Regions from separate parts of the Mus musculus genome. Here regions 1, 2, 3, 5 and 6 are each linked to region 4. The links are chromatin loops, found by intact Hi-C in ENCODE. Cell type or tissue: left cerebral cortex. All regions are shown on one strand.

Region 1 (5,000 bases), 260 kb after region 4:
GTTCTTTTCTTCCTTGATGTGGATGCTGAGGATCCAGCTCAGGTAGGTCATCAGTAAAGGAATTCGCCTTTATCCACTGAGTCATCTCCTTGGCCCAGTGAAGCTAAAATGTTTAGAAAGCATATCCCTCTACCTCTGCTTTTAAGGATAAAATAAGAAATGGCCATTGTTGAAAACATTCTTTGGAGTAGTTTTGGAAACACACTGTCAGTAAAGACTGTTTTCCTGTAGGAAAACAGGAGGTGATTAAATGACTTCGGCTTATAATGGGCTTTACGTTAGATTTTCCCCATCCCAGAGAAGTTGAGACTGGCAAGGAAGAGAAGGCTTCCTTTCTAAATCTGCTCCAATGAGCTGGTGGACAAAAGATGACAGCTGTCCTGCCACCTGCATGTTCTTTTTTTTCCTAAGCATGCATGAACACGTTTTATTAAATGCCAATTTACCCAAACAAAGACTGTTAGCCTTTTCTCTGGTGAAAAGATAAAATACCTTCCAAAAAAAAACCAGTAAACCCATTTGGTTTCCATGTCTTTATAATGTAAGCATTCCTTACTACTTCTTACTGTTAACTGGAACTCTCAGGCATGCCACATCAGTTCAGTGGGGAAAGGGTCTGCACACTAAATTTTATTGGCCACAGCCTGCTTCCTGACAAAAGCCAAGGCCTGTAAGGGCATCTGGAGAGTGAGACTGGACAAGGCATTTTGGGGAACAGCTGGATTATCTACTTTGAGAACATAGACTACTTTGACTTACTGAGACTATTTCATTCTTCAGAATCAAACAAAGGCCTGAAGATCCTTGCCAAGCTTGGGTCTTCAGGTTCCACTTTCTCAACTTCTATGCAATACAGACAGAATTAAAAGTTCTGTTTGGAACAAAAGGACCTGAAGTGACTCTTGGGTACTAACAGTTTGAGTAGTTTTTCTTGAAACTATAACATTCTAATTTAAATTCTAGCCAGAATATTTGTCCTGGGCCCAAAAATGTGAATTAAAAATCTCTGTAATCTATTGGTTTGGGGACTCTTGGAATTACTAGGGCAAAGAGGGTACACCTTTTTAGCTGGTGTACAAATCAAAACACTTCCTTTCCTATTTGTGGATTTTCTATCAGAATCCTCGTCTATCTCAAAGATGCCCATTTCTTGCCCATGGTGATCCTTTAAGGTAACATAACCAGTCCCTTTTCACTCAGATTATAAATAATTAGCTCATAGATACAAGCAGACCAAAACAATAGGTGAACTGATGGCATAATGGCTATGTATTTGATACAATACATCTCACAAGGAGAAGATACTCAATGTAAAGTTATCTTTTAACAAATATTTTCTCTATTTTAGTATTAGATATGTTTAGTACATTTTTATTAAACTTTTTCTCAGAGATAAAAGTTTTTGGCTAAGATCTAAGTACAATATCAACTTGCGAGATAAAAACAGAAGCATTAAAAAAAAAGAAAACCAGTAACAACAATAAAACAAATCCAAAACCCACCCCAACCGGTTCTCTGAGAGAGTGAGAGTGAGAGTGAGAGAGAGAGATCCCCAGAATGCAAGAGGCAGTGATTATAACAATATAGATTTACTAGATTCTGAACAAATACTTCCATCTTCCAATTCCATGTGCTCTGACAACTTGAAAGTATGAAATAATACTTTTGCAAACTTAAGCCCTCTCACTTTGGCCCCTTCCCAAGCAGCAAATACAAGTTATGGGCCACATTATTAGTGCACTCTTTGTTGTTAAGAGCCGCCCTCCACTCCCATCTGCCCTCCACTCCCATCTGCCCCCATTGTAGAAGAAACAAGTATGAACGTGAAAGCATCTCTTAACTGAGAGTGTTAACTCTCAGCTAACTGTAACCCTCTTGCTGAGAACGGGAGAGATCAAATCTTGGGGTCGGCCTCAACAGAACAATGGTTTTCAGCACACTGGTCAGGGTGCAGTCTAATTCAGAAGAGTCCTTCAGAGTCACATCTGTCCATTTCGCTTTCTTGCGTATATCCCCAAGCAAGCACAGATGCCGGTAATGCTGAGAACCACACCTAATAAGAGTGCAATCGCGTCTCCAGCTTCCACTGCTTCAACAACAGGCAGGATCAAAAGCAGCGAAGCGAGGACTAAGATCAATTGCGTTGAAACTGAATTCATGATGCTAGGATCTGGAGGGCTGAACTTGCCTAGAAGTTAAACACCGAACAAAAGAAACTGTTAAAAAAAAAAGCCTTATTTTTTTTTTTTTGAATGACAATATTAATATAAAACAATCTTTTAGACTGGAATTTGTGAATCATTTCAGATGTCAGTTTAAGATGACAAAACTAAAGACAGTCATTTTAGGTTATCATTAGAAAAGAGAGGGAAAAATGCATAAGATACTTGCCAAATAAAATACCCTAACAGGTAAAAGTCACATTTTATTAGCATGTCTCTTATCTAGAAAATTCAACACAACACGTGACTCTGTGAAGTTGTAAGGAATTAATAAGACTTACCGAAACAAGGGTATAAGTAATTCTACCCAACGTGAAATATTCTCTTTGGAACTTCCGGATGCTGAGGCTAAGAGGTTACTCGTGACACAGCCTATTTTAAAGAGGAAGCTAGAGTCAGTGAGAAACGAACAGCAAGGACAGAAATTGGTAACGAGTACAGAAAACACTCCCTAACAGTTCCTTCAAAAAGAGACTACTAGATTTAAAGTTAGTTCTCACACACAGATTGCTAAATGAAACCAAGCCGAGAAGCAAATTCATCCCAAGATCTAACATAAAGATCTGGAATTCCTTCGCCCTGGGAGGGTGCAAATTTGTTGGGTTGTGCAAGTACACTAGGAGAATCAATCCTGGAATCCCCGGGAGCGGAGTTTGTACCTTACCGGACCGAAAGCAGCCATTACAGGAATGGAGAGCAGGGCGGTGTCGCCAGACTACATTTCCCACAAGCCCTGCTGCCTACTCCCGTCATGCACAGCGCGCTCTGGGATCCCTGACTGAGGGATAGACCACAGGCTGCTTGTTGTTCGGGTTTCACAAGTTTGCCCTCTGGTTTTACTGTTAAAGAGAGGGTGAGTGTTCAAGAAAAGGTTTAGTGAATTCGTAGGACTAACGAAACAACAATACGTGTTTTCTGCCCTGTAAAGGAATTCTAGCCGCATGAATATGTCTTGTTAGTACTCTGAAATAAGGAAGTAACCGTGGGAGAGGGTAGCTGAGGGAAGCCATCTGTTTGGGAATGTTTCAAACCTGGGGCCTTCCAACATTTCTGCAGCAGAAAATCCCCGTTATCATTTTCCAAATGTGCCTAATGACATTTGCTAATTTTTTAAAACTAACGGGGAAAATAAGCACATTTAATCAGAAAGTTTGGAAAATATTGAATCATTTGTGGTGCAAATCAGGTTTAGAAAATATGGTTTCAGCCCTATACACAGATCTTTTCCGATTCGAATTCTTGTCTTTTTCAGAATGTTCACTCTCCACAGCCTCCCAATATTTTAAGATGCCAAGTTTAGTACTCAAAACCATTATAAGTATTATTCACATGCATCTGTAAGCATTAACTTTGAAAAGTTCTTGAAGTCTTGTTACCTGGGATATCCATACTAAATGTTCCTTCTGGCCCGAGCACTTTCATACTTACTGACAATTTGTCATCTTCTCATTGTAAGTTACTCACGGTGCTGAGTTAGAGGTGCCCGGACTTGTCCTGATAAAAATCATGCGAATACTGTGGGCACACTCAGTTGAGTGTCTATAATCAGCTTGTATTCTTGTGTTGTTGGTTCTCCTTTTAAACACAGTTGTATCTCTCTGACGGTAATGATTTATACTTCTGCTTCCCAAAAGACGTTTGGCAGGAACTTCAGCGACATTAGCTAGGAACAATAATTTGATGAAATAAATGTGCCAAGATTTTACAGGAGCTTCACAGAGGTGGTGAACACATTAAAGCAAGTTGTGTCTGATAGATTGACAGTGTTGTTTTTCTAAAGTTAATTATTTTAACAAATTCACTCTAATTGCACTTGTCTTATGTTGCTTTTGGCTTTGTATCTTTCCTATCAATTAGTTTTGGAATAGGACCTCTTGCTTTTATGACTTCCAAAATATCCTCCTACATTCCAGTGTTTTCATTTGGGAGGTTTTATTTTTCCTTATGTATTTGTTTCAGCTAGTGGAAGTCTGCAGACTAAAGTTAGTGCTTGTACACTTTTCTGTTCCTGAGTCTGTAAAGTGTCTTGCTTAAGCTTTAAGTTTGCAGAGTCTATGCATGGTAAAAATGTTCATCTTTTCAATTATTGTAGTTAGAAATTAACTAATGACTTGGTCTATCTGTAAAACCGTGGTACAAATTGGTGTAGGGATATTTTGGGCTCAAATATAGTTTTAAACTGAAATCTGTTGCATTTTGCTAATTAGGTTCTCTCCGTATTGGAAATCCAAGGAAATGCTTTTACAACAGCACTTTTAGGTTAGAGGCTATTATAATTCTATTTTTTCCTCATTCTATTCTAACTAGTCTGTTTTTCTTTTAATAGTAATTTATTCCTTTACTTTAAAACAACGGTTCCACCATACTAGACAAACTTTCAGGTTACTTGTCAAGATGCAAATCTCAGAACTACTCTCCTTACCTCTGAGGGGGTTCCACCACTCACATACTCTTTCCATTCCATGCACATTTAATGCTCGACTGTTTAATACAAAAGCTAATTTGTTTTCCTCTATTGACATTTTGCTCTTGCTGTTTTCTCTGCCAGTAATACTTTCCGACAGATTTGTCATAGTTATTCTTAGCATCATCCAGGGTTTAGAGCTTTGTTCAAGCTTCCCTTTCCATCTTAGTTAAAACAAAAACACAAAATTAACACACTCTACTATTATATTATGTAGATAAACACATTCAAGTAGAAATTCTATGTGAGGTAGAAATATTTTCATCTCGTTCATGGTTGATTTTTCACCTAGTAGAACAGTACCCTGTATGCTA
Region 2 (5,000 bases), 160 kb before region 4:
AAAATATCATACAGTTCTATTAACTCAGCTGTAAAAGACTGGAGAGACAACAAGATATCTGTTTTAGTAAAATTAAGTCTGATATTCCATTTAGCTAATAATGGGCATGTTAAGGGATCTGATCTAAGATTTCCAGGAAAACGTCAGGAACAGAAATGTTGGCTTGACTCACAGGTATTTAAGGCTATCAAGAGTCATGGACCCAGATGAAATGACTAAGGAGATGAAAAGAGATGTACATCTGATACACTGAGGCATACAGATACCTAGAATTTGAGAACAATAAGAAGAACATGAAATAAGACAAGAGTCTGACAGGTAGAAGGAGGAGATAGAGTTTGGGTATCAGGGATCCATAACAAAAGAAATTTCTATTAGTGGTTTATGACATGTACTTCCAGGAGTCATTTTGCTTCAGAAGATGTGAGTAGAAGCTTACGCAAGAAGACTGATATTTTCTAAAAAGACTCAAATCTAAACCAGAGCATTTATAATTTAGTACATCTTGGTGAACTCACCAGATTAATACAGTGACTGCTTCCTTTTGACTTCATACTATTTGAAACTTGTCCTCAAATCTAAGCAACCCTCTATTTCCATAGAACTCTTACAAAGAATGTTCTATGAATATAAATACACACAAAATATGTACACGAGATGCAAAGAAAAGCATATGCCACCAGAACATGAAACATTCCAACTTGAGTTATTGAGTACTTTCAAACACCAAACCTGACCTTAATTCGATATTTTGTAATTGCCAGAACTGAGGACTACAAAAGACCAGCAATGATCTTTTCAATCTCAAAGAGACAGGAATATGTGTGGGTTGGTGGGGTGCGTCGCTGTATAGTATGCTTGAAAACAGTAGCACAAAAGTTAATGTTCTTTGCTGGAATGAAGAATACTGTTATCAAAATCATTCAGCGATAAGTCTGGTAATGGGGTCCTTTTTGCTCCATTTGAATAAGCCAACCACCTTATCCTAGTTTTATTGAATTAGAAGTACAATGATCCAATCTCTGTTTCCAGAGCTTATTAATAGTTTCTGGCCTAAAAATCTTGCTCCATATATCTGAACAATGTGTCCCTCGTGAACATAAAGCATTCAGCCTTATAAGAGGACAAATGATTGGCATTTTCCATTGCCAGCAAAGTATTTATGCTCATATATTAGGTTATAATCATAAAAATGTTTTTAATGTTACAAATAGACTTTGTATTTTTAGAAAATATGCCTGACTAATAATCATTTCTTTGTTGCTTACAAACCTCAACAGTCTTTAAATGGCTCATGTCTTGACACATGCTGAAAAGATGAGAGATTAAGCTATGCAATGTACTATGATAAAAAATAATTCATTCTAAGAGACTGAGGTTTTTGCAGGATCTCACAGTTGAGTTAATAATTCACCCTAGGGTTACTTAAGGCTGCAGTCCTACTGTGTACTACCCAGCCTGCTTGTTTAACCTGCCTTTCTGAGAGCAATGTAACAACTGATCCTTCTTGTGTTGGCTTTCCCCTGTAATCAACTTTTACAACCTGAGCTGATGCATAGTTGTGACCTCTAATTATATACTCATCTATGCCCCAGAGGCAAGAGTAATGCCTGTGTTGTGTGTATGTTATGATAATCATTTGCTGAAAATAGCAAATATAGGCTGAAAACAACCTTCTAAAAAATGTAGTCACCAAAAATATTGAACACAACCTACAGGTATTGTTTGATAAACAAAAAATGTTTTTACTACTTTTTGTTATTAGGGTCAGTTGGAATCAGTGATTTGATCCCTTATAAAAATCTTTAAAATGTCTGTAACATATCTCTTATTCCATGTATTTTTGCAGTGATGTTCTAAAAGATAGAGCAAAACAATTTGTTAAGGACAGAGACAGGAAAAGATTCATAAAGACAGTCTTCAATAGGCACAAATTCAGACTCTGATGCCAGGTAAAGATATGGGGGAAAGTGAAGTAGAGAATTCAAATCAGGACTTACTCTTGGATATATTATACCAAGAGGGAATTATTTTATTTCTTTCCTCAATGAGACACCAATGAATTACTAGTGACTTGGGGTTTATTACTAATGTGGTAAATCTATGCATTAAGCTTATTATAAAAGTAATCATTCTGGAAATATGAATAATTACTTACCACATTAGTATAAATATTCATAGACACCTGAGAGCCTGGAGAAAGGCATGTGGCTGGAAAGTATTGTCATGTTCTTCCCTGAAATGACATCCTAAGCCTGCACACAGCCATCCCCTAACTTGGAAACCTGTTTTCTCCCATTCTCACTCTCTGACCTGTTGTAGAGACCTTATGACATTGGAGTAGCTTCTCATGGTTTCTTTACTCCATCTAGTCAAATTTGCATGTATCATTATCTCAGCATCTCAGAATCTTTCCCTCCCTGGTGACAACTTTGGATGTATTTCCTATGCCTGGGATACTAAGGGAGTCTTACAGACATCAGCATAAGTGGCTTCACTAAGTAAAGTAAGTCTTATGGTTTGCCAGACTTAGAAGATCATTTACTTGGAAGTATCTTATTTTAGAAGGATAAGAAACACATCAAATCTTGCAATCCATTCCTCCTACACTGAGATTGAAGCGCTGTGTTATAGAGAAGAAATCCCTATGCTTATAATAGTAAAGACTTTAGGCCTCCAGGAACCCTATATTAGCCTAACATCCAACGGAGGACCAGCAGAATGCATGTGCCACAAACTCACTCGAAGTACTTTGGGAAATGGATGTTTGGCATATAGGATGTCCTCTTGTGGTAAGTTAATTATCTGGACACCACCTGGTCCTAGTGTGGTTTTCTCAGAGAACTAAGTAGATGGGAAACGATTTATTTCCACGGTCTTATCTGTAGAGTCTTCATCTTTTCATCGGTTTTGAGTTGAGGCTCTGTCTTCCCCATTATTTGGTGATTTCTTTTAGATCATCTTCATGTTTATGTATTTTAGGAATCTTCTACTGTATGTAGTTTCTATTTTATCCCTCAAATTGACCTCAGTTTTTGCTGTGTCTCCTCATATTGCTTCCCTCATCCCTCTCTTCCCTTCTCCTCCTCACTTGATCTACCAATTCCAGCTGCCCCATCCATCCATAGCTATTGTATTTCCCTTTACTAATAGAATCTATCCCCCCATCTCCTGCTGTCTTAGTCAGGGTTTCTATTCCTGCACAAACATCATGACCAAGAAGCAGTTGGGGAGGAAAGGGTTTGTTCAGCTTACACATCCACATTGCTGTTGATCACCAAAGGATGCATGACTGGAACTCAAGCAGGTCAGGAAGCAGGAGCTGATGCAGAGGCCATGGAGGGATGTTATTTGCTGGCTTGCTTCCCCTGGCTTGCTCAACTTGCTTTCTTATAGAACCCAAGACTACCAGCCCAGAGATGTTACCACCCACAAGGGGCCTTTCCCCACTTGATCACTAATTGAGAAAATGCCTTACAGCTGGATCTCATGGAGGCACTTCCCCAACTGAAGCTCCTTTCTCTGTGATAACTCCAGCCTGTGTCAAGTTGACACACAAAAGCAGCCAGTATATCTGCCAAGTCTTTTCCTCTATACCTAACCTATGTGGTTCTACAGATTGTAACTTGGTTAATCATTTCATTGTTTTCAAGCTCCAGAACTACAAAGGGAGAAGTTTGTACACTTGGTTTGACTCACAATCAAAGACATAATTTGAAATATAAAAGACATATATCCATATTTCTTTTAAGAAAATGTAAACATTTCCTGAAGTACATGATTTTTTCTCAACATGAACAATTTTTATATGCACAGAATAAACAAAATGGTCTAATGTGCACCAGCCCAGAATAGAAGACCAGGTTACAATCATGTGTGGTATTATACCTACCCTCCAGGCGGCTGTAGTCCAGTGAGAAAAGACAAAATACAAAGGATACACAAAGGATACACTCCACCACCTGATTCAATGAACTGGGTGGAATTTTTAGAGAGAATTCTTCCGCAGCACACAGGGAGTGCACAGTGATAATGAAGGAGGAGGATCAGCTAAGTCTTTACACTGCATTCCCCTGCAGTTGAGAACAGATGGGTGATTTTTCTTCCTTAAGCAAAATGTTTTTGAAATGTTGCCTGAAATTCAAAAGAAAATTTTGCATAAAATATCTGGGCTTCAGAGAGAAAGCGCATAAATATTTGGCATCCTAAGTGCCTATTGTTGGGTGGTTAGGAATCTTTAATGTCTCCTTAGTCAACTCTTCAAAGGGAAGATTTCCTTCTGCTATTCAAATGGAAAATTCTCACTGAATTCAACAGCTGTCTCTCCTGCTTTAAGCTCTGGGTTTATTTTCCCCTTGCTCTTTTGAAATGAATGTTGTATGTACAAATTACTGGGTCTGTGTAGATGCAGGCATAAATGGTACAGTGTGGGATTGTTAAGATACACTTCACCTAAATAGCAGTACCATGGAAGAATGTTAACCATGGTATTTTATTTACTAAACCAAGAGAAGTTGCCATGTTTATTTTAACCCAGTATCTTTTAAAAAATGTATTCTTAGTGTCTTGTCAAGATTTTTCACTAGAAATTACAATTCTATATTCTCTTAAAAGCACAACATTTTTTTTTCAGTTTTTACTTTTACCATGCTCCATTCTTTGTTCAAATAGGCTGACAATTTCACTTTCTATGAGAAACAAAATGTGTCAGTTTTAGATCTATGGTGGTCTTTGTTTTTTGTAGCTTGCTAGCTACTAAGTTTTGCAACCACATATCTACATATATGACCTGAGATATAATAAACAAAAAAAACAAGAACATGAAAGCATTGCTTTGTCACTATCTGTCTTCTCCAAGCACTTCTAAAACAAATCTGTAATAGTAATCATCTCTTTTCTCTGAGAAATCAGTAACCCAAGATTATCCCTAGCTTAAAAGAACCCACATTCTACCAAAAAGTATGTAACACATTCCTTATCATGGAAGACCACTTACACAG
Region 3 (5,000 bases), 230 kb after region 4:
CAAAGTTCGTCATGAAAATAATCAATGTCATGTGTCTCTCCTGCAAATTTTGAGATGGAAATATGTTAGCAGATCATGCTTTGGTAACCGTGTTTTTATTGTGTTTTTGGTAATGGTTCTAGTACCAACAAGGAGCCTTTATTGCTGGATCCGCCTCACCTCTGTGTATTCAATTTTGTCCCAGATCAAATCAGCTTTGGTGTAGAAATGAGGTTAGACTGCTCACTAATAATGGCTTGAGCAAAAACTTTATAGTTGCATAGACATTGAAATTGTCAGTTATTTGTTTTTTTTCTATTTATATTAAAATTCTGTTTATATAAATACTATATCAGTGAGAAATCCTGTTTTACTAGGTTCTTAACCTTATTTTTCCTATACAAAAGAAAAACAAACAAACAAAATCCCTCCAGAAGCAAACAAAACTATGGAAATCCAATAGAACTAATGGCAACTTTCTCTGGCTTTGTAATACTGAGCCTACAAGCCTTTCTTAAAAGCAATAGATTTAGAACTCAAAATTTCTACTATACATTAAAATGCAATAATTATATTAAAATTCCAAACCAAACCATTAGACATATATTCATTTGTAAATACTAATGGCATATAATAATAAATAAAGGAATGGATTTGAAAAGCTTAATAATGCTTTTAAATATTAAGTCAGCTTTTTGCTATCATTCATATATTTTCAGTTTCAAAATATAGTAGTTATAAAAATAAAATTATTATAAAGCAAATTTGTCTAGTTTGTGCTTATATGCTAAATTAAAGAAAATTATATGCCAAATATGTAAAATTTATTCCACAAAAATTAACAGGCTACACAGATAAATTTTGGCAAATGCAACTTTATATTGAAGTTCACACATCTGTATCTTAAAGAATGAGACTCACAGAATCTAATGTATTTCTAAAATACCAGAAATCATATTATAAGCTTTCACAAGTTAAAACTGAAATAATTTAAAGGACCAATACACTGAATGTGCAGAAAGTATAAAGAAGACTGTGCCTTCCATACAATAAATGCTTCACAAGTTATGCCAGATGTCATACGAAGGCTGTGGGCGCCCCTGACAGCTGACATACAGTATAAACACATATCAACTGTCTGCTTCTTAGACCCCACTAGAATGGGCAGCACACCTCAGAAGAAAATCTCATTATACTAATGGTGTGCACCTTAATTTCCAAACCAAACCATTAGACAAGTATTCAATGCTCTTCCATGCACTTCCCGATGAGCAGCCAGGACCAGTTACTGATTCATTGCCTCTTGACTACTGCTCCACTGCTAAAGAAGATGAAGGATACTAGATAACCCTTTAAGGCAACACGTGTTTATTCTGCATTTTTCGAACTGCTCATCTCTGGTCAGTTGATTCCATTCATGTTGCCTCCCAGAGAGATATCTAGCATTTGTAAAATAGAAACAAACTGGAAACTTTTTCTTTTTCTTTTTTTTTACTGAATCAACAAAAAACACATAATACAGTTCAATGCTAGCAATTTCACTGGTAGGGAAGGAAAGTGGTATTTAGAAATAGCAATATATTAATACAAAAAAGGTAAACTCTAATTGGAACCAATATACTGCTTTGGAATGCTCCCCCAAACTTACAAGGCGTGTTTAAAGTGGTGTACCCCAATAATTCATGGCACATCTTTTAAGAATTACAGTACTGTTAAGTCCCCCAGTAGTGTAGTCTTTGCAAAACAAAAATAGTATGAAATGTTTTAAAGTCTTCAAACTTCTAAAATTAGCTTTTATCAACACATTTACCTCATGTCAACTTAATTTATTAAAATGTCCAATGCTAATTGTTTTTTGAAGTTTTTTTTCATATGTAATGATATACACAGCATTTAGCACTGATACTTAGCACCTGCTACTTTCGTTATCTAGTGTTCACCCACAGAAAGAAACTTAGGGCAGTGGTTCTGTCCTTTCTTAATTACAAACCTTCGCCAGCAGTCAGCAGGATCACTCCGAGATTTAAAATAGGATTATAGGTGAACTATTGCAAAGACTGCAGAATGTTGCCCAAATCCTTGTCACTGCTGATTCCCATCCTTGGTTTTCTTCTCCAGACATGGCTACAGGCCACAATTGCTTAGCAGAGAGGGTTAGTGTTTCACAAGGCTAAAGATTTACAGATGCTCCCTCATATAACACAGTAAGGTTCCCTTGGTAACCTGGATTTTCTGCAGTAAAGAAGGGTTGTGCTGAAACAGCGCCTCAGCTCCCTGTTGGAGAAAATGCAGACAAAGGGATTGATTCCTGCTTGGGCGAAACTCATCCAGACAGCGGCTGTTAGAAATCCCCCTGGTACTACAGGCCCTCGTGCAAAAACTCTCCAATAGCAGGCCACCAGGTAGGGACCCCACAAGGTTAGGAAGAGGAAAGTCATTATATAAAACATTCTGCTGATTCTTTTCTCCATTTTGAACTCATCCAAGACCAATAGCCGCCTTCTGCCTGTGGTATTCGCATTTTGCCTGATGCCCAGCAAGGTGGGTGGTGTGGGACCCCTTCCAAATCCTGCTAGCCAATTGGCAGCTGCCTGGCCGCTAGCTCCAGGGCCATGAAAGGTCCAGTTCTGACTCACTGCTGCTACAAACTGGACTGGCTTCATTTTCCTTCGATCGTGGACAAAAAATATCAGCTTGAGGTAGACAAGCTGTGTGGCTAGGAGGATGAGAGCAAGGAGCAGCATAAATCCTAGGGAATCGTTAGCCCTGAAGGAGCGGTGTTGGAAGGTGCATTGATCCTCCTCCCTAATGAAGGAGTAGGTGCCTACATCTAAAACTGGGGGGAATGCCATGGCCACGGACAGAGTCCACACCATGCAGATCACAGCCAAACACGTCCAAAAGGTCAGCCTCTTTGTATAGAAGCGGTGATGGGCGATGGCTAAGTATCTGGTGACGCTGATGCAGAAGAGCATGAAGGCAGTGTGGAAACAGGACAAAACCCCCAGGAAGGCAATCACTTTGCAAGTCAGAGTCCCGTAAGTCCAGGTGGAGCCATTTTTGACAGAGTTGAATACAAATGGAAAACAAATTGCAGATCTGAGGATGTCTGAGCAGCACAGATCCAGCAGGAAGTAGTAAGGAGCTCTATGCAAGGTCTTATCTTTCACTAGCAAAATGGAGATCAGAAGGTTGCCCACAACGCTGACTCCTATTATGAAACCCAGGGAAGTCAGTTTCAGAAAGGCTGTTAGAGGCGAGAGATTTTGCAAAATGTTGTCGGCTGCATGGCTATAGTTCGCCATAGATGGATGGAGGATAAGGAAACAGCCTCAGTCAAGTCTCATGATCTAGATATAAGAACAAGGAAAAGATAGATCCATACATTTTACTGAAAATGTAATCCACAAAGAGATCAGATCCGATCTGTGGCCATGCTTCCTCTTGCCTTCCGTTTGATTTGCCATCAGAACATCTGAAGAAGAGGAAGAAGAAGAAAAAGAAGAAGAGAAAAAGAGAGAGAACTATCAGTTCTTCAGTTGGTAAGTTATGATGTCAGTGCTGCCCCAAAGCTGTTCCTTTATGAGGAAGCAAGTAAAGTTTCAATGTTAAACAGTACTGTTTGCTTCAGCTGCAATTGGAGATGTCAGAGTACTTACTGACTGTTTCAGTACTCTAAACTAGGTAAACTTAACGGGGTCCTTATTCTAGACACCATACAGTCAGATTTGGGCATCTTCAGGAGGGAAGGGAATAAATTGTTCCACAGTTGTAAAATATGCCAGCCCCCAGCTTTGCAATGGAATCTGCAAGGTTGCTGAAAGGAGGCAGATAGCAGGCTCCCCACAGTTATCTGAGCTCCTGTAATACCATCAGTATTTTAAAGGAAGCCTCTCAGCTCATATGCATGCAGAGATCCTCTGCAAATGTATAGCTTTTGAGTCAAGTGCCCCTGTACATGCTGCATAAAAGTATTTGTTGATTAATATTGAAGCATAATTCTAACACCAGACTTCAAAATGACTAGAAACCTATCCGGAGATTCAATGTGATTTAATCTTTTGTCTTTCTTTCCCTACCCCACCCCCACCCCCCTTTTGGGAAAATCCTGTCCCTTTTAAAGCTACATGATTATTAAAAATGGTAAATGTAAATACTGGCCAGGGAAACACACCCAGAGGGATAATGCACTTCCATTTGTAAACCTTATATTCAAATGAATATAGCATGAAACGGTATCTCCGAGGCAATTAAGCCTTTCTCATTTACACTGATAATCTCTGTTGCAAATCACAAGTGGCTTTATTTTCAAACAAAATGCACATTGTCTCCTAGGTGCCAGTGAGCCACACCAGGGAAATCAGTTTCCTCTGTTATTCCCTTTGCCACTTCTCACTTGCCTGGAATATGCTGATGGAAGCCCAGGCAGAACTGCATCCGATGGTGTTAATTTCCCAACCGGTACATCCCCGGGTAAATACCGATCGCATCATGCAACATTACGAAACCTGAAATCCACCACCCCTGGATTTATAACAGAGATGGGGGAGGGGGAAGGGAGGGGGAAGAAGGGAGGGAGGGAAAGAGGGAGGGAGGAAGGGAAGGAGAGAGAGAGAGAGAGAGAGAGAGAGAGAGAGAGAGAGAGAGAGAGAGAGAGAGAGAGAGATATGCATTACATACTCGAAGATGGGAAGAGATTGCTTCTGTGCTGCAAGGGAAGGGTTCTCCGTGATTCGCAGTCTCATATTCCTCAGCTTTGCAAAGGTTTCCAGAAACCGAATTCTCAATAAGCGTTAGAAGATGCATTGTCTGAATGTACTTCCATTATGCAGTTTATTGTCAAAAAAAAAAAAAAAAAAAAAAAAAAACCCTCAGGGAGGGCTGTATCCTGATGAACCTGCAGTTTCATCAGCACGGTGCAACCCCCTCCCCCAAACTTAACCGAGAGTATATCCTCCTACCTGTTGGTGTTGGATATCCCGACAGACTATAGCTTCTTCTTTCTATAAATTGCTGATTTT
Region 4 (5,000 bases):
AGGATTAAAATAAGTACTACTAGAGGGAGAAAAAAAAATTCACTGCACACTCAGGAAACACCCTCTTGACACTCACATTTCACTGTATTTTAGCCACATGACTGCTTCCTATAAGGTCATAAAAAAGAAACTTCCTTAGGTTCCCAATAGCACAAATCCACCTTTCTCTGCATCTCTGCATGTCAGCCAGAGTCCCCTTCCCTGTATAAATCCTTCCTGTTCCAGAACGCCATTCTCTCTCCAAACTCTCTTTTCTCCTTTATTCACTAGTACTTAAGCTTTATTCACTAGTACTTAAGTGCTTATTCACTTACTAGGTCGGCTTTTAAAACTACCAATGGGTAAAGAAACAACAGAAAAAAATCTTTGTTCTCCCCATCTTGTCTACCACATTCAGTTTCCTCCCTCCTCACAGCTAATGTTTGATCAAGTTCTCATACACTCACTTCAAAATGCTGAAAGGTGTGATTCCCTCAGTGCAACTGCTCTGGCAACTTCTAGAATGATCCGCAAGTTCCTGAACATGATGGAATCCTTACAGGAGTCTCCACGTTTTCTTTAGAAGCCTTCATACTGATGAGTACTATCGCCTTCTGAAACTTCCCTTGGCTTCTAAAGTCTAGGAATCCATATTTTTTTCACAAGTCAGTGCTTTCTCCATGATTCTCTTGAAAGTTGTTCATTGCTAACCCATGCTTAATCCCAACCCTAGGCTTTGAGCAATCTAAATTGCTTCCATATATTATGTAATTTTGAAAAAGAACTACAGCTGTACCATGAAATATTGTGCAGTCACATTCTTATGAGCCTTAGTTTTAAAGGTTTTTACCCATTCTGACTTTTAAAAATAGCCTTAACTAGAAATGAAAACAAATTTTAAAAGCATTGTGACTGTTTTTACTTGAGCTGCCTTCCCTAATGATTTGATGGAAGACTCCAGAGGCAAATAAAAGCAGAATGGAGTCAATGAGCAAGTCACTGCTAAAGTCCATTAGAAAGATCTCCGGCTGGGGTCATAACTCAGAAAGCATACTTAGCATTGGGGAGGCGCTGGCTTTGACCCCACTATAGTCCTATCTACTCCTTTAACCTTCCCCCACACTTCTTGACCCATGAGTTAATCCTCACACGTTCTTGATTTCTCTTTCCCTAAGCATCTCTTTCACATTTCTACTACTTCTTATCCGCCAAAAAATCACCACCTAAATTTTGGTGACAATGACCTCATTCTTAAACATGTTCCTTTTTTTTTTTTTTCCCTTCCCTATCAACTTCTGCCCTTCTTAAAGTGTGTTTTTAAGACCCGAATTTTATCGTGTTATGCTCCACTATGCAAAATTCTCTATTGGCTTTCCACCCCTCACAGTATTACAGTGTAAACTTTTCAGTGCCTTTATAAAGTGCTACACAGTGGACAGGAATAACTGCCCCATCTGTTACTGCTCTTCCTCTCACTTTTATTCCAACTACACTTCAATTATGAACTACAGAAATGGCGTGCCCTCTCTGGACATATTCCTTTTCCTCCTCCTAGCCCTATCTGCCCTTTATCTGTCAAACCCTTCATTCAGGTGTGGGCTTACAATTCTTTTCGTAGGAGAATCGCCTCTCGGATCACTCTCTCTGAAATGGAAAAGTAAAACTACTCTTTTCTTCACCATTTGTTTAATGTCTGCATTCTTCACAGGTCACAAAGTCTCTGGGGAGATCTGTCTTCCACAATGCACGCTCAGTATCCAGCAGTCTGTAATCAAGTTAACATTCAATTCCGAAGGGGGGGGGGCGGGGAGAGGAGACTGACTAATAATAGAAAAAACTACTTAAGAAATGCAGATAAAATAAACCACTTTCTAATAAGCCACAGCTAGCACTAGTACTTAAGTGAGAGTCCAGGAATCATTGGCTTGTCTGCTCTTGGCTTTACTCCAACCTTCACTTAATTCACCAAATTTCTTCCAAAACAGAAAAGTGCCCTCATGGTGTCCTAAGACAATGGACTTCAAGACACAATGTATCGCTTTCATAATCCTTCAGTGGAAATCTATGTCTGTTCCTCGTAGGGGAAATGTCCAAACCTGAAAGAACAACACTGAGCCGTCAGGAGTTGGAGACCTGCAGCCTAGTTTCTCTGAGTTCCTGCTAATAACTCTTTCGGCCCACCTCTTAACTAGAAGAATGGCAACTCGGACTCTCCTTTTTGAGCAGCTATGGTAACTTCTCTCCCGTTAGGGCTCGATCTAGCGAGAGATGGAGAAGTGGGCTCGGGACCCTGGCTGTTCCGCTACCCCTTAGCTCTGGGACGAGGCGACACCACGCGACTCCCGGGTCAGGGTGAGGCGGGACACCGAGGCACGCCCTCCCTTGGCGGTCGCCAGCCCCCGAGCATCGATCCCACCAGGAGGCCGACGGGGCGGGGCCTGGCCGGCTCAGCCGGACCCTGGGCGGCGCCCCAGCCCTCCGCCGCCCCTCGGCTCCCGGATGCCCCTTACCCGAGTCAGCGGTCGCCAGCGAGCCTCGCTCTTTCCGCTGCGAAGCTCGCAGAGCCAAAGGGCGCGGAGCCTCCGAGCCAGAACGCGGAGGTGATGTGGGGACGTGAGCCCGAGGCCTCCCGCACTAGCACCGCAAGGCCTCGGTAGAAACTTTCGCTAGGACCGACACGGCCGCCATGTTTCCGCCGCTGACTCCCAGCGCTACGGATCGCCGTCAGGGACAAGGCGCGCCGCGCGCTTCCTTCCCTGGCCCGGCCTCCTAGCCGCTCTCCACGCCCAGCGGCGAGCCTGGGGAGGCAGGTGCTCGCTGCGCTGCCCCACCCTGGGCCTGTTTAACTCCCACCCGGGATTAGCAGCAAAAGCAGGGAAGACCACGGATGATCAGGCCCCAAAGCAGCGAGGTCACCGCTTAGAGTTGGACCGAAACTGAGCCAGCTAGAGTGGGATAATTGCAAGTGGACTATAAATCTATGTAGAAGGCGTTGCTGCTCTTTCATATAGGTGGTATAATATATGGCTTTGCATATGCTGACCAAACCTTCAAAACCTGTCTCTCCTTGCCCCAGCCTGCTTTTCTAATTAAGTCCGCCATTAATCCCCAATCCTGAACATCTTTATTCTACAGCCCTAGCTAGCTTTCCTTGGCCCTAAGCGCACCTTCAAACACCACAGATGATTTTAATCTGCATTCTGATGGCACTTAAATTAACATAGTTGTACACACGTGAGCGCCGCATTTCACAGGTGCTGCGGAGCAGCAGTCTCAGGGGTTGAAATTGGTTTCTCCATCTGTGAAATGGTAACAAAACCTTTCTCACAGGACTGTGAATATACAGGGAAACAGTGTGTCCCTCCATGTACAAAATGAATTTAAAAGATATTCAATACCTGTAAGAACACGTTGTTAAGGAGGGCTTTAAGACAGTCTCGTTCGCGTACGGACCGCTATAAATCCATCTTGCAATGGAGAGGAGATAATGGTTCCAGTTCAATAGAGAGCTTGTAAAAGTGGGACTTTAACGATTAGGATGCGGTAGGGATGCTTGAGCAAATGGGGAATCACATTAGCTTTAAGGGGGACAATGACTTGGAAGCATAACAACATTGTTGCTAACACAACAAAGGTACTTGTTACCTTGAAAACAGGAAGATAAGAAAGATAGAAAGCTAAACTGACTTCATGGCGTTCTTAGTTAAAAACTAGATTTTACTAGGGAATGCACAGTTGGGCCTGAAAAACAAGTTCTGAACGAAGCCTGAATAGAATACGGCCAGGCAAAAAGCAAGAAAACCCCTTTCCTTTCCCAAAAAAAAACATTTCCACCAAAAAGTCCCTGCCTGCCTTCTGATTCCATTTCCTGCTGCTTGCAGCCCCTCATATAGGTCAAACCATTTCAAACCCCTAGCCCGCTCATGTGTAAACAAACACTGATAACATCTATCCGACAAAGTTTCTTCTGTGGATTGAGGGAGAATGTGTGTTTTAAAAATGCCTTACAACCTTTAAATGGCTTATCCTTTCAGATAAACCTCCAAATCCTTAAATAGGGCATGTGGGTGTTATCTCAGTGGTAGCATGCTTACCTAGCTTGCATGATGGAGCAAGGGGGGGGGGGGGGGCGGACAGAGGAACATCCTCATATAGAAACAAATTGTGTGTTTTTCACCTCCAGTTTAAACTCCCACACACTCCCCAACTCTGTGCTCCAGCCTGCTTTCATTTCCTCAAATGTAGCCCCTGCCACCCTGTCCAGTTTCTCTTACTATGGCATTAGCTTAAGTTTCTGATAGAAATGTTTTAATGTTTTTAAAACAAAGGGATCAAATATTGCTGGCCCTTGCTAGTTCTCAACACTTAATTTATATTAGTGTTATCTGTGTGTGTGTGTGGTTTTTTTTTTTTTTTTTTTTTTTTTTTTTCCATGTCTCTTAAAGTTACAGTCGCCTTGGAGACGCTTGAGGACACCAGAGCTCTGTTGAGACTCATTAAGGGAAAGATTTTTCCTCCTGGTCTAAAGAATGGAATCTACTTCTGACCCTGGTTGGAGAACTGACATTCCGATCTGCTCCAAAGGTTGTAACATTTCATGCCATTGTCTCCTCCCTTCAGAGTCAGTGGAGCTAGGCCTGCCTATTATCTGGTCAAAGGGCTGTCCCTCAGGAAAGGAATGGGAGGAATAATTATCCTCTTAGTGAGCTTTCCTTCCCAGAAGTCTCACTGCTTACAGAGCCCTGCCATGTGACTTAGCAGCTTTTCTGACTTAGGAGTTTTTCTCTTTCTTCTTTTACTTTCATATACGGCCAAGAGCCTAAGCATGTTTTCTCTCACAGTTGGGGTTTTTTGCTGTTTCTCTGAAACAATCCGGCCTTTCTTCCACTTAGCTGACCTCCATTCCTGAATATGCCCTCTGAACTTTTAAGTAGCACAGCTTTCTCTGTTTGTCTTCTCCATAGCTTTCCTCCTAGTAGCTACCAACCTGCCTGCCCTCTGACTTTAATTGTCCTTGGGAT
Region 5 (5,000 bases), 310 kb before region 4:
TCTTTTCTAAGTGGTCCTTACTAGGTCAAGGCTTGGGACACTGTGGAGATCATGAGGGTCAGAAACTGAGTACAAACTAGACAGTGGTTACTCTTTGAGTTATTTCTTTATATGTTTTCATCCAATATATTTCGACTATGTTATTTACCCTCCCCCTAGATCTTTTCAAATTCTCCCCACTTAACTTAAGGTTCTTTCTACTTCACTTTCTTAAAAAACTCCACAAAATCAAAACAATGAAACAAAGAGACAAAACCAAACAAAACATGGAGTCCATTTTGTGTTGGGCAACTGCTCCTGGACATAGAACTTGCACTGGAGTATGGTCGATATACCCAGTGAAGACACTCCATTGGAGAAAACTGGTTTTCCCTTTCCTAAAAGGCATTGTGGTGGTTTGAATAGATATGGTCCCCATAGAATCATGTTTGAATGCTTGGCTATAGGGAGGTACACTATCACTGTGGAGGTGGGCTTTGAGGGTGATATAAGGTCATAGGTCAAGTTATGCCCAGTTTGGTACACATTTTCTCCTTGCTATCTACAGATTTAGATGTGGAACTCTAGGTACCATCCCCAGCAACATCTCAGCCTGTACCCTGCCATATTTCCCATCATGATGACAATGGACTAAACCTCTGAAACTGTATGCCAGCCCCAATTAAGTGTTTTCCTTTAGAACCAGTAGTTTAGGCTACTGTGTTATTAAGCTTACCCACCTTGATACTTTGACTTACTCAAGTTACCTGAGAATGCCTAAAATACAATCAGTAATGTAAAGAAATCCAACTCTTACACTTTATGAAACTACTGAATAGTGAAATACTGTACTTTGGTGAAAATTATAAACATTAAGTGGTTCTCTCAAAAAAAAAGTAATGTTTCCATTTATAAGAGTTGTCTTGGTCATGTTGTCTGTTCATAGCAATAGGAACCTTGATTACGAATAAGACTTTGTGTCCACTATTCCTACATTATATTTGAATTTTTTCTGTGAGGGTCTTGTGAATGCTTTGGCAGTCCCTTTAAGTTCATATGTTTGTCCATCCTGTTGTATCTAGAGGACATAGTTTCCTTGAAATCATTCATCACATCTGGCTTGTATAGTCTTTCCATCTACTCTTCTAAGATAGATCCCTGAGTCTTAGAGGTAGAGGGAGTGGGCTGATAAAGACATTTCATTTTTACTTGAGTGCTCCAGTGTCTCTCACTCTCTGTATAATGTCTACTGCATGAAGAAGATGTTCTGACGGGGGCTCAGTGGTGAGCTGCTCCGTGGGTGTAGCAATACTTCATTAGGAAGCATTGATGGCTGTGTGCCTTCAGCAGAATAACAGTAGCGGGTTTTCCCCTATTACTGTCTCAGGTTCTTGGCCACTCAATAATTAAGGTGCAAGCATTGCTCAGGGTGAGAACCCTTTTTTTGCCTTGGAGACAGCAACCTTCTCGATATGTATTTACATGGAAATGGGGCTCGGGGCAGAACAGATTTTCCTATGTCTCTGCTTAAAAGGCATTAATCTCATCACTTACTTAGCCCAGTTTTCTCTCAAAATGTGGTAACTCAAGTAGTATCACAGTGTGGGTAGACTCAATATATGACCTTCGGGAGACACAACTGAAACTTCTTATATTTGGGTTACTCAGAAACACTCTACTCAAACTCAGTCTCCCTAAAAGTCCACTTGGTCCATATTGGCAGTGCCAGCTTCCAAGGGAGACTGATCAGTCCTACCCTGTGGCTTTTTCTCCTTTGAAATTATATATATATACATACATACATACATACATACATACATACATATATATGCATGCAAATATCAACTTGGCATTTTTGTCTATACTTTTGTGGCACATGCCTCTTGAGCTCTTACCACTTTAAGAGCCTCCATCTGAGGACTGAGAAGATAATGAATAAAGAGCTTCAGCCCCGCAGCTCTCATTCACAGTTCAGAGGAGGGAATGGGTTTTCAAGCCTTTCTAATGTCTCTGCTGAGGTGGAAGTTAGAGAGGCAGCAATACTGAAGAGGCCACCAGAGGACACAGAGAACAGAGGCTGCCACCCACAGCCTGTTTGGTACTGCCAGCCACCCACTCTGATGGGTCAGGACTTCGCTGCTGAGCAGTGGTGCTGAACAAAATATTAAACAAGCAGTAACACAGAACAGATGTGAACCATTAACCATCAATACATCCACACAGGTGCAAATGAGCTTGTGGATGCAAGGGCCAGAACCCTCCTTACATTGTAAATCAGAAGTTCCCTGAAACAGAGAAGTTGGGAATATACAGAGAGGTGAGTATAGTCTGAAGCTTGGCTTAAGTGGTGTTGCCATGGCTTTGCATGTCTCTGGTCCCTCCCTTCTGTTGTTCCTCATTTTCCAACAGGGAGACCTCTTAATGTGGTAAGGAACATAACTTTGGTTATGAAAACAACCTTCTAGTTTAGCTATCCCAAGGAGAAAATGGCTGTGTCTAAATGTCAACAGGGTTAGGATTAGGGTTAGGGTTAAGGAGTTAGGGTCAGGGTCAGGGTCAGGGTTAGGATTAGGGATTGTCCCACCTTAGGTCATGTGCCTATTCCTAGGCCAATCACAGGTGACAAGGGGATGGGGATAATGTAGTGCAATGCTAGTAACTCTTTTATGTTTGTGTGTGTGTGAAGAAAACGAACAATTGTCTACATGTTGATGGATACTGAGAACTTCGCTCTCCACAGACTTGTGTAATACTGTTTATTCAACCCCGCTTCTGAAACAAGTTCTGAAACATTCCAAAGGGTTGACTCATAGTGATTCCAATGGTGGAGGATGGGCAATGTGACACTCCTTCTGTGGGTGTGCAGGGGAATGGCCCTGGTCCTCTTCTTCTGTACAGGGGGCATACAATAGATATGTTTGCTGGGCCAAGGAGATGGCTCAGACCATTGCTCCGGAGGCTCTTGCTCCTGTTTTGCACATGCAGATTCTGGCAGGGGTGGGAATGGAACTCCTCGTGTTGCCTTAAGAAGTGGTTGGATGATTATGCCTCATTCTCTGTTTGAAAGGCTTATTTTCGTCAGCTGTGGGTGGGCTCAGGTTAGAAGGTAATTGATGATATTTAGGTATGAGTGGGAAAACCTGCCTCCAGGTTTCATTCACTGTTTTTAGATGTAGATGGCTGTTTTGTGAAGGTACGGTGAGATAGGAGCTTTTCAAAGGAAGGGGGGGGATGCAGTAGGAGGTCCAGGCAGACCAGCTAGAGAGCAAGAACACTTATAGCTGGAGGTGGACTAAGCCATTGGGAAAGGACAGGAAGAAATTTTTTTTTAGGAATGAGGAGGTTGGTGCAAATGGATAAAGATTCAGGGCGAGCAAGGTACAGAGAGAAAAGCTGCTGAGACTTGAAAGCCAGAGAAACAATGATAGGAAGAGGAGGGAGTGAAGGAAGATATAATGTTGGTGACTCAGCCATGCAAATGAATAACTTAAGCCACTGGGATGAAAACCTCTATTGCAATTTACCTAGCGTCGGAAGGAGGTAAACCACATAAGCAAAAGGATGGATGGGTATCCATGGTTTCCTTCCCTATGCTAATTTTATCCAGCATCCTCTTAGTAGACAATTCATTTATTCTGAATGCTTACTATTTGCCAGGCACAAGGCTAACCACATCCTTAGCATAATCTCATTTGCCTCTGGGCAAACTTACTTAGCAAGAGCTGCTATGCACGTTTCTAATAAATATATGGATGGATAAATAGGTCTGAAGAGTTGGCAGGCTGACTAAAGCCTGACAGCTGGGCTTTGAACCATCAAAGCTGGATTCTAGTGCCTGGAGTCAAGCCTAGGCTACCCACTTAAGCTTTCTCTTTGGTCCAGTGCATCAGTTTGCTAGGGTTGCCAGGGCAAAGCACCAGAATCTAGGTACTTAGAACAACCTATATTTGTTGTCTCATGGCTCAAGGGGCTAGAGTCTGAAATCAAGATATCACCCAAGCCACATTGCCTCAGATGGTCCTAAGGGGGAATATCTGCTTTAGGCCTCACTCCTAGTGGACACTGGCTTCCATGCAAGTAGCAGAGACTCACATTGACACATCACATTTTCCCAGTGAGTATGTCTTTTTCTTTTTATGGTATTCTTTTAATAGAGGCATACTTAGTGAGGAACCCCTTAACTTCAGCATGACTTCTCCTTAACTAATTATATTTGCAGTGACATTATTTCCAGATAAGGTCCTATTCTAAGACATTAGGAACATATGCATGAGAGGAGGCAGCAATGCAAGCATAGCACCCAGGAACCCTGGATGGGATCCTTGGTTGGCAATGCTCTTTGGCTCTGGCACGGCACCTTGTATGGTGCGTGTCCTCTGGCTTTGCTGCTGTCTCTGGAGCTCAGCTGTGGCCACACACTGCAGTGATAGCCTTGGCTGGATGGGCCAGGGTAGCTGCCAGGGGCAGGTGCTCTATGCCTGCCAACATGGCCAGCTGCATCTCTGTTGTCACCACTGACAGACTGGAAAAGCTGCTGCCATCCATTTTAAAACAAACCCAGAGTTTCCATCCATGTGTGTCTCCATATACAGTGCTGGTATGTTTTAAATGATTTTGAAAAATGATTTTGTTTTCATTGCGAATACATCGTGATTCATTGCCCCTTTCTGTCTGTGGACTAAAAAAATGCCAAATGTAAACTGTATATGCACCTAGGGATACCCAGTATTTTGAAAATAAGATTATTCATATCCCTTGTCTCCTTTAGACTGCCTTCAGACACTAAGGCCTGGTAAACCACTTTCTTGTCAGGTTTCTATGCAGTGAGGATCTTATTTGGTCGGGATCTGTAATTTGAATGATTCTATTAACTGCCCCTAAAAGCAAACCTTTTGTGTTCTTCCTCCTCTTTCTGTTTTGGAGGTCTACAGAGGACATGCATAGTCACATTCGCCTTTACTGTATAATGTTCCAATCAGCAGCCAGCTTAATGAAATCCAATTAATGTGTTAGGCTGTTGT
Region 6 (5,000 bases), 69 kb after region 4:
TTAGTTTTAAATGATCTCTAATTTAAAGTTACCATTTCTCCCACATTTTTCTCATCTCAAGTGTTTGCTACAAATGATGTGAGAGCTAGAGAGACGGCTCCATCACTGACGTGCTTGCCTTGTTCTGACCTGTGTTCTGATCCCCAACACCATATAAAAGACCAGGCACCAGTCTGCCTAGCCTAATTAGTGAGTTCTAGGTTCAGAGAGAGACCTCTGATGAAGACACTGATGCTGACATCTAGCCATCACAGGTATATGCACATATACATACCTGTACAATCACAAACATACATCATACACACACACACCCCCAAACTACAAAGAAAGCAAAAACAAAACTGAAAACCTACATGGCCCCAGTTTAGTTCTTAGTCAGGTACACTGATCAAGTAAGTCTGACTAATCAACAAAGTCCTTGTTTGGAAAGCAAAATTAAGCTAGCAATTTCTTATAAATAAACTGTCTATATACCCTCTAATCAAATTAAAATATTCTAAGTTGCTATAGAAGTCTAATTTCAAAATTCTGTATAGCAAAGATATTAAATACCTGATATGGCAAGCATACTTTCCTTCATCTAAACTCAATCTGGAAGTAAAAGTAGTTCCAAGTGCAGTAAACAGACGGACTCACCTCCGTAACACAGCTCCCTTTCCCCAACCAAGCCCGCTCATCATCGTCAACTCTCACCAGTCGGACAGATCACAACAATGGAGGGAAAAACCCACCACAGCAGGAAGGGCCTGTTTTCATTTTTCTCTCTATTGCATTTCCAATCCAATGTCAGAGATGTAGACAAGGAAGACTTTATTCTACCCTACATTCTTTAGCTTTACTTGTATTCTTACTTTTCAGTAACTGCTGTTTTCCCTTTCATTCTGCCCCAGTCTATTCATTACCAGTATATCCCTGAGAAAACTATACTCCCTATTGCTCCACTCCCATAGACAGCCCCTACCCGTCAATTTATATCCTTTTTCCTTTCTCAACTTTTACTGTTACTTCCTTATCTTCACGTTCTTTTATATTCTAACATCTATGCCAACAATATTAGGATAAGAGATGAGATGGACACTCTATTTCCCATAAAATAGTATGCACTAATGGTCAACTACTTCATCTTCATGAAAGTTACTTTGATCTTAATTAAATTAAATTTGGAATATGCACTAAATCTGGCTAGTACATTTCCTGTTCCTAAGGAAGATACAAAGACTGTAGATCTGAGATAAAAATGCAGAGAATGTAAAAAGATCAGCCATGCTTGAGAACCATTAGTGAAAATTATGGCTTACATTCCAATATTTTAAGTGAGAATTTACTGCATTCCCTAATAAGAAAACTGTTATGAGCTTATAGAATACATTTATGACTGAAGACCATCGGTACAATACTATGCCTTCAAAATAAAACATCTAAATCATTGATGGAATTCAGGGCATTAAAATGCCAAAAGAATTGCTTCATTCAAATTCTTAGACTATCAGGAAATCTCTACCTGCCCAAGTCACATCAGATCATTTGTTTCTGAACTACTGAATTGCTCTCCATTCTGGTAATTTCTAAGTATCAATCCTCATTATGAACCAAGTGTTCCCCTAGTTAGAATTTGGGCGTAAGGACATGTTTAAACATGTGAGACTAAGCATGCATAAACAGCAGCTTAAAGAGATAATGACACATTAGCAGTGTGTTAAGTGGAACCTATTCGTTTATGAATAAATGAATAACAATGAAATTATTACAAAAAGGTTAAGAATAGAAACTGAATTACATACTAGTCATTTTCTTTTAAAAGATGCACAGAAAATTTGTACAAAATGGCATGATAAATTGAAGAAAAGTGGGTCCACTTATTTCTTCATTTCTTCAAACAACATAAAAACCACTAGAGAATGGCATTATGTAAGTGCATTTTGTGACTATCAAGAATGATGCAACTGTTGCTATGGTAACCACTCATTTTATTGAATTGAGGTTGGGAATTAAAGTATCTTCAATAAAAAAAAATTCAATACCTTAATATGCTTGCCAAGGTTCTTCTATTAGTACCTATCAAACAATAGCTATTAGCCATCTTTGGGGATATCAAATGGCCTCTATTAAAAGCCAGGGCTAAGTTGTCAAGGAAAGAACTTTGAATAGTGTTAAGAATAAAATGCATCAACGACACTCAAAGGAAGATAGACTTGACTGAACTTTCAGAGTAATTGAAAAGTGTGCATAACTGAAAAGTGACATGATCTCACAAGTCTTTGTTCCTTCACTGTCATAATTTCTCTTTTAACCTAAATTATTAACTAGTTAAAAGACTGACATTAGAACGCTGCTGAGTTTTCATTTTGCAATTAAGCTAAAGAAAAATCTGCTGAAAGTAGCCCATTTTAACACTTTATGAGAATTTTTTTCCTGAACACATGAAGAATAATGCAAAGTGTCACCTTCCGAATCTTATAAAGTTGCTTTGTTTGAGAGCCCCCATTTACAAAATGCCAGGATAATTCATAAAATTCAACTATAGACACTGTTCCGGCATATGCGCCAGACGAAAAGCTGCCCCCATGGAAGAGCGGGGTCTGCACCTCTGGCCAGCTTCGAAGGCACCGGCATCTTTCAGAGTCTCTGTGCTTAGAGACTCTTCAAACCTGCACAGTCTCTTAAGAACCTGCCCCAGATCTCTTCCTGGACTGTCTCCACAAACTTGAAGATGGAGCTGCGGTGGAGGGGAGCTACCTGCCACCCTCTCCCCAGTGAAACACGGCAGGCGAAGCACCTTGAGATCCTCCGCTGGGCCTGCTGACTTCGCAGCCCTGGATGCCCAGGCAGGGGAGGCCTCGGCACGGCCTTGCCAAGGAGCGAAGAGGAAGAGGGGCTGTTGCCAAGCGGGCTGAACAACAGGCTGGTCCAGCGCAGAAGAGCGAGGGGCAGCTTCGCTCCTGCCAGTCTCTCGGTGGAGTCACCCCCACCCCCACCCCTCTTCGGGTCTTACCTGAAAGCCCCTCCCTCCCTCTGAGCGGCGGCTCGGTGACAGTGGTCTCAGCCCACCGCTGGGGACAGGGCCTAGGCGGGTGGCGACTGCCCATTAGGGCTCCGGGAGCCGACCGCAGGAGGCCGGCCGGCCGATCGCGGCCTGGGCAGACGTGCCGCCCCCGTGTGTGTCAATGGTGGCCTGTGGGGCTGAAAAGAGCTGACCCAGCCGGGGGACGCGCCTCCCCTCCCCCGATGCCTGTTTACCTTCGCGGTACTTCTTGCGGAGCCGCCGATGAACGCTCTTCACCACCCCGGACAGCTTCTCCTGCTCCAGCTTCCGCTCCTGCTCCCGGGGCTGCGCGGCGTTCGGGGGCCGCTGTCCGCGCGCTGCGCCTCGGCCACCCGGCCCCGGCTCCATAGCGCTGCCGCCGCCGCCGCTGCCGCTGCCGCCGCCGCCCCTCGGGCCCCGCGGTCTCTCCCCGGACGGAGGAGGTGGGGAAGAGGAGGCAGCAGCAGAGGCAGCAACCGGAGGAGGCCGAGGAGCCACAGCTAAGGCCTCGGGGGCGGTGTCTTCCCAATAGCGCAAGGTGATTGGTGAACTGCGGAGGGCTGGGTGGAAATGGAAAGGGCCGCGGACCAATGGGCAAAGGGCAGCGGCGGCGCACCGGGTTGTTTGGGAAGGAGCAGCTGAAGGAGGCGGAGAAAGCACTGGGCTCCTCGCCAGGCCACGCCCCGGATGCTGTGCGGAGGAGCCGGGGCTGCCTAGGGGAGGAGGCCTGTGGTATGGGGTGCGCTTGCGCCCCAGAGTTATTTGCCTAGTTTGAGCTTCATTGTATGGTCCAGCTTTGGCACGTCTCCCAACTTCCTAGGCCGCTGGGAGTTTGGGTGATGCTGCCACAGGACGCGGTCGTCCACCTGAGTTCCCTCTGCACCCTGTTGCACCTCTACAATTCCCTTCAGCTAAATACCCTTTGAAGACTTGGCTGCTACGCAGGGTTTTACATTTCAAGGAGTCCAAACTTGAAAGCCTTCATCGGGGTCAAGGAGAGGTCAAACTACCAAATCCCGATGTAATTCTCTTAGCTAACCCAGGTTAATGCTTGGCATACTGCTGCTACACGAAAGACAATGAATTGCGGGAAAGAAAGATAAAAAAAAAAAAAAATAGTAGGAGGTGTGGGACAAGTTAAAACACCAAAAGGCCATATTGTCTCCCTGTAGAACTTCTGTAATGACCATAAGAATGGGTTACTGGAAAACTTGCATTGATTGTAGGTCATCTCAGAACCCACAGAAAAGTCTGCTCAGGTGGTCTCTCATATTTTGGACAGTTAGTCCACTAGTCCATGCAAAATTCAGTAAATGGCTCCCCCTTTCCAACTTCTTTCATTTGTGTGTAACACTATTAAGGGTATGTGATTGCCGACTTGTTTAAGAAAGATGGAAGCCCAATCTCCAAAAAGAGACTGCATTCGCTCTGTACTAGTACTTACCTAGGCTGCTGGTAGTGCATCAGGCAGACCTGGGAATGACTTGTATCTGATTGTGCACTTTACAGCTATTGGTTACATCACATTGTATAGACATTGTATAGACATTGTTGCATTGAAACTTTCAGATCAATGTCTTGGTAATATTAGTAACATTCTCTTTATGTCACTGTTGGGTCCAAAGGAAACGCTGTTTCCACAAATTCTGGGGGTTAGACAAAAAGCCACATTCCTCAGGAATTGTTGAAGCTGATTCCTTTCTGCTAAAGGGAGCCATTTCTTTTACCATTCTCAGAAGGGATAATTTGTTATCTGTGGAACCTAACAGCATAGCGAAGTGCATGCTGGCCTCCAGGCTCTCTCACATCACAAATGCCTGTTACACAGTTAATGTCCATAGCTTCCTTTCTTCTAACATCTCATTCTCCTTATAACCCTTACTATTTCAGCTATGTGTGTTCTTGGTCCTCTCTTCTGCCCTCTCTTGGTCCTCTCTTGGTCTTCCTTTCACTCCTCCCCCTCACCCCCTTCCCCCAC

Evidence for each region. Peaks named below come from ENCODE experiments on the same cell type or tissue, not always from the same donor. Only the 100,000 strongest peaks of a DNase experiment are listed, where the experiment ranks them.
Region 1: it touches region 4 in a loop (5-fold over the local background); 12 of 42 quality-filtered maps call a loop at or near these places.
Region 2: a loop joins it to region 4, with 3.0 times the contacts of the local background. A loop is called at or near these places in 2 of 42 quality-filtered maps.
Region 3: a loop joins it to region 4, with 3.0 times the contacts of the local background. A loop is called at or near these places in 4 of 42 quality-filtered maps.
Region 5: it touches region 4 in a loop (2.5-fold over the local background); 4 of 42 quality-filtered maps call a loop at or near these places.
Region 6: it touches region 4 in a loop (6-fold over the local background); 19 of 42 quality-filtered maps call a loop at or near these places.

The regions. Positions count from the first base shown.
Region 1 is chr6:13,868,553-13,873,552 of GRCm38, forward strand. 2610001J05Rik (RIKEN cDNA 2610001J05 gene) reads right to left here and starts at 2,966. Exons shown (of 3, transcript NM_001352887.1): 1 at 2,887-2,966; 2 at 2,504-2,594; 3 at 1-2,188. The coding sequence starts at 2,159. The coding sequence ends at 1,980. 1110019D14Rik (RIKEN cDNA 1110019D14 gene) reads left to right here and starts at 3,017. Exons shown (of 3, transcript NR_045995.1): 1 at 3,017-3,075. In left cerebral cortex, no CTCF peak of the experiment used is centred here; DNase peaks (open chromatin) are centred at 2,086, 2,949 and 3,711; H3K4me3 peaks cover 2,271 bases; H3K27ac peaks cover 1,086 bases.
Region 2 is chr6:13,445,260-13,450,259 of GRCm38, forward strand. No RefSeq gene overlaps it. Among named protein-coding and RNA genes, the nearest start is that of 1700016P04Rik, 34 kb to the left of the region's middle. In left cerebral cortex, no CTCF peak of the experiment used is centred here; DNase peaks (open chromatin) are centred at 2,535 and 4,102; H3K27ac peaks cover 1,751 bases.
Region 3 is chr6:13,833,620-13,838,619 of GRCm38, forward strand. It overlaps Gpr85 (G protein-coupled receptor 85), which reads right to left. Exons shown (of 3, transcript NM_001330667.1): 2 at 4,941-5,000; 3 at 833-3,454. The coding sequence starts at 3,284. The coding sequence ends at 2,172. Among named protein-coding and RNA genes, the nearest start is that of Gpr85, 3.8 kb to the right of the region's middle. In left cerebral cortex, a CTCF peak has its summit at 2,249; DNase peaks (open chromatin) are centred at 1,229, 2,270, 2,508, 2,981 and 3 more places; H3K4me3 peaks cover 4,593 bases; H3K27ac peaks cover 3,172 bases.
Region 4 is chr6:13,605,341-13,610,340 of GRCm38, forward strand. It overlaps Tmem168 (transmembrane protein 168), which reads right to left and starts at 2,758. Exons shown (of 5, transcript NM_028990.5): 1 at 2,490-2,758. In left cerebral cortex, a CTCF peak has its summit at 2,749; DNase peaks (open chromatin) are centred at 2,723, 3,950 and 4,130; H3K4me3 peaks cover 1,497 bases; H3K27ac peaks cover 1,534 bases.
Region 5 is chr6:13,291,849-13,296,848 of GRCm38, forward strand. No RefSeq gene overlaps it. Among named protein-coding and RNA genes, the nearest start is that of Gm725, 31 kb to the left of the region's middle. In left cerebral cortex, no CTCF peak of the experiment used is centred here; DNase peaks (open chromatin) are centred at 2,118, 3,016, 3,335, 3,886 and 2 more places; H3K27ac peaks cover 1,368 bases.
Region 6 is chr6:13,674,443-13,679,442 of GRCm38, forward strand. Bmt2 (base methyltransferase of 25S rRNA 2) reads right to left here and starts at 3,524. Exons shown (of 5, transcript NM_175312.4): 1 at 3,238-3,524. The coding sequence starts at 3,391. In left cerebral cortex, no CTCF peak of the experiment used is centred here; DNase peaks (open chromatin) are centred at 2,838, 3,063 and 3,615; H3K4me3 peaks cover 3,479 bases; H3K27ac peaks cover 1,618 bases.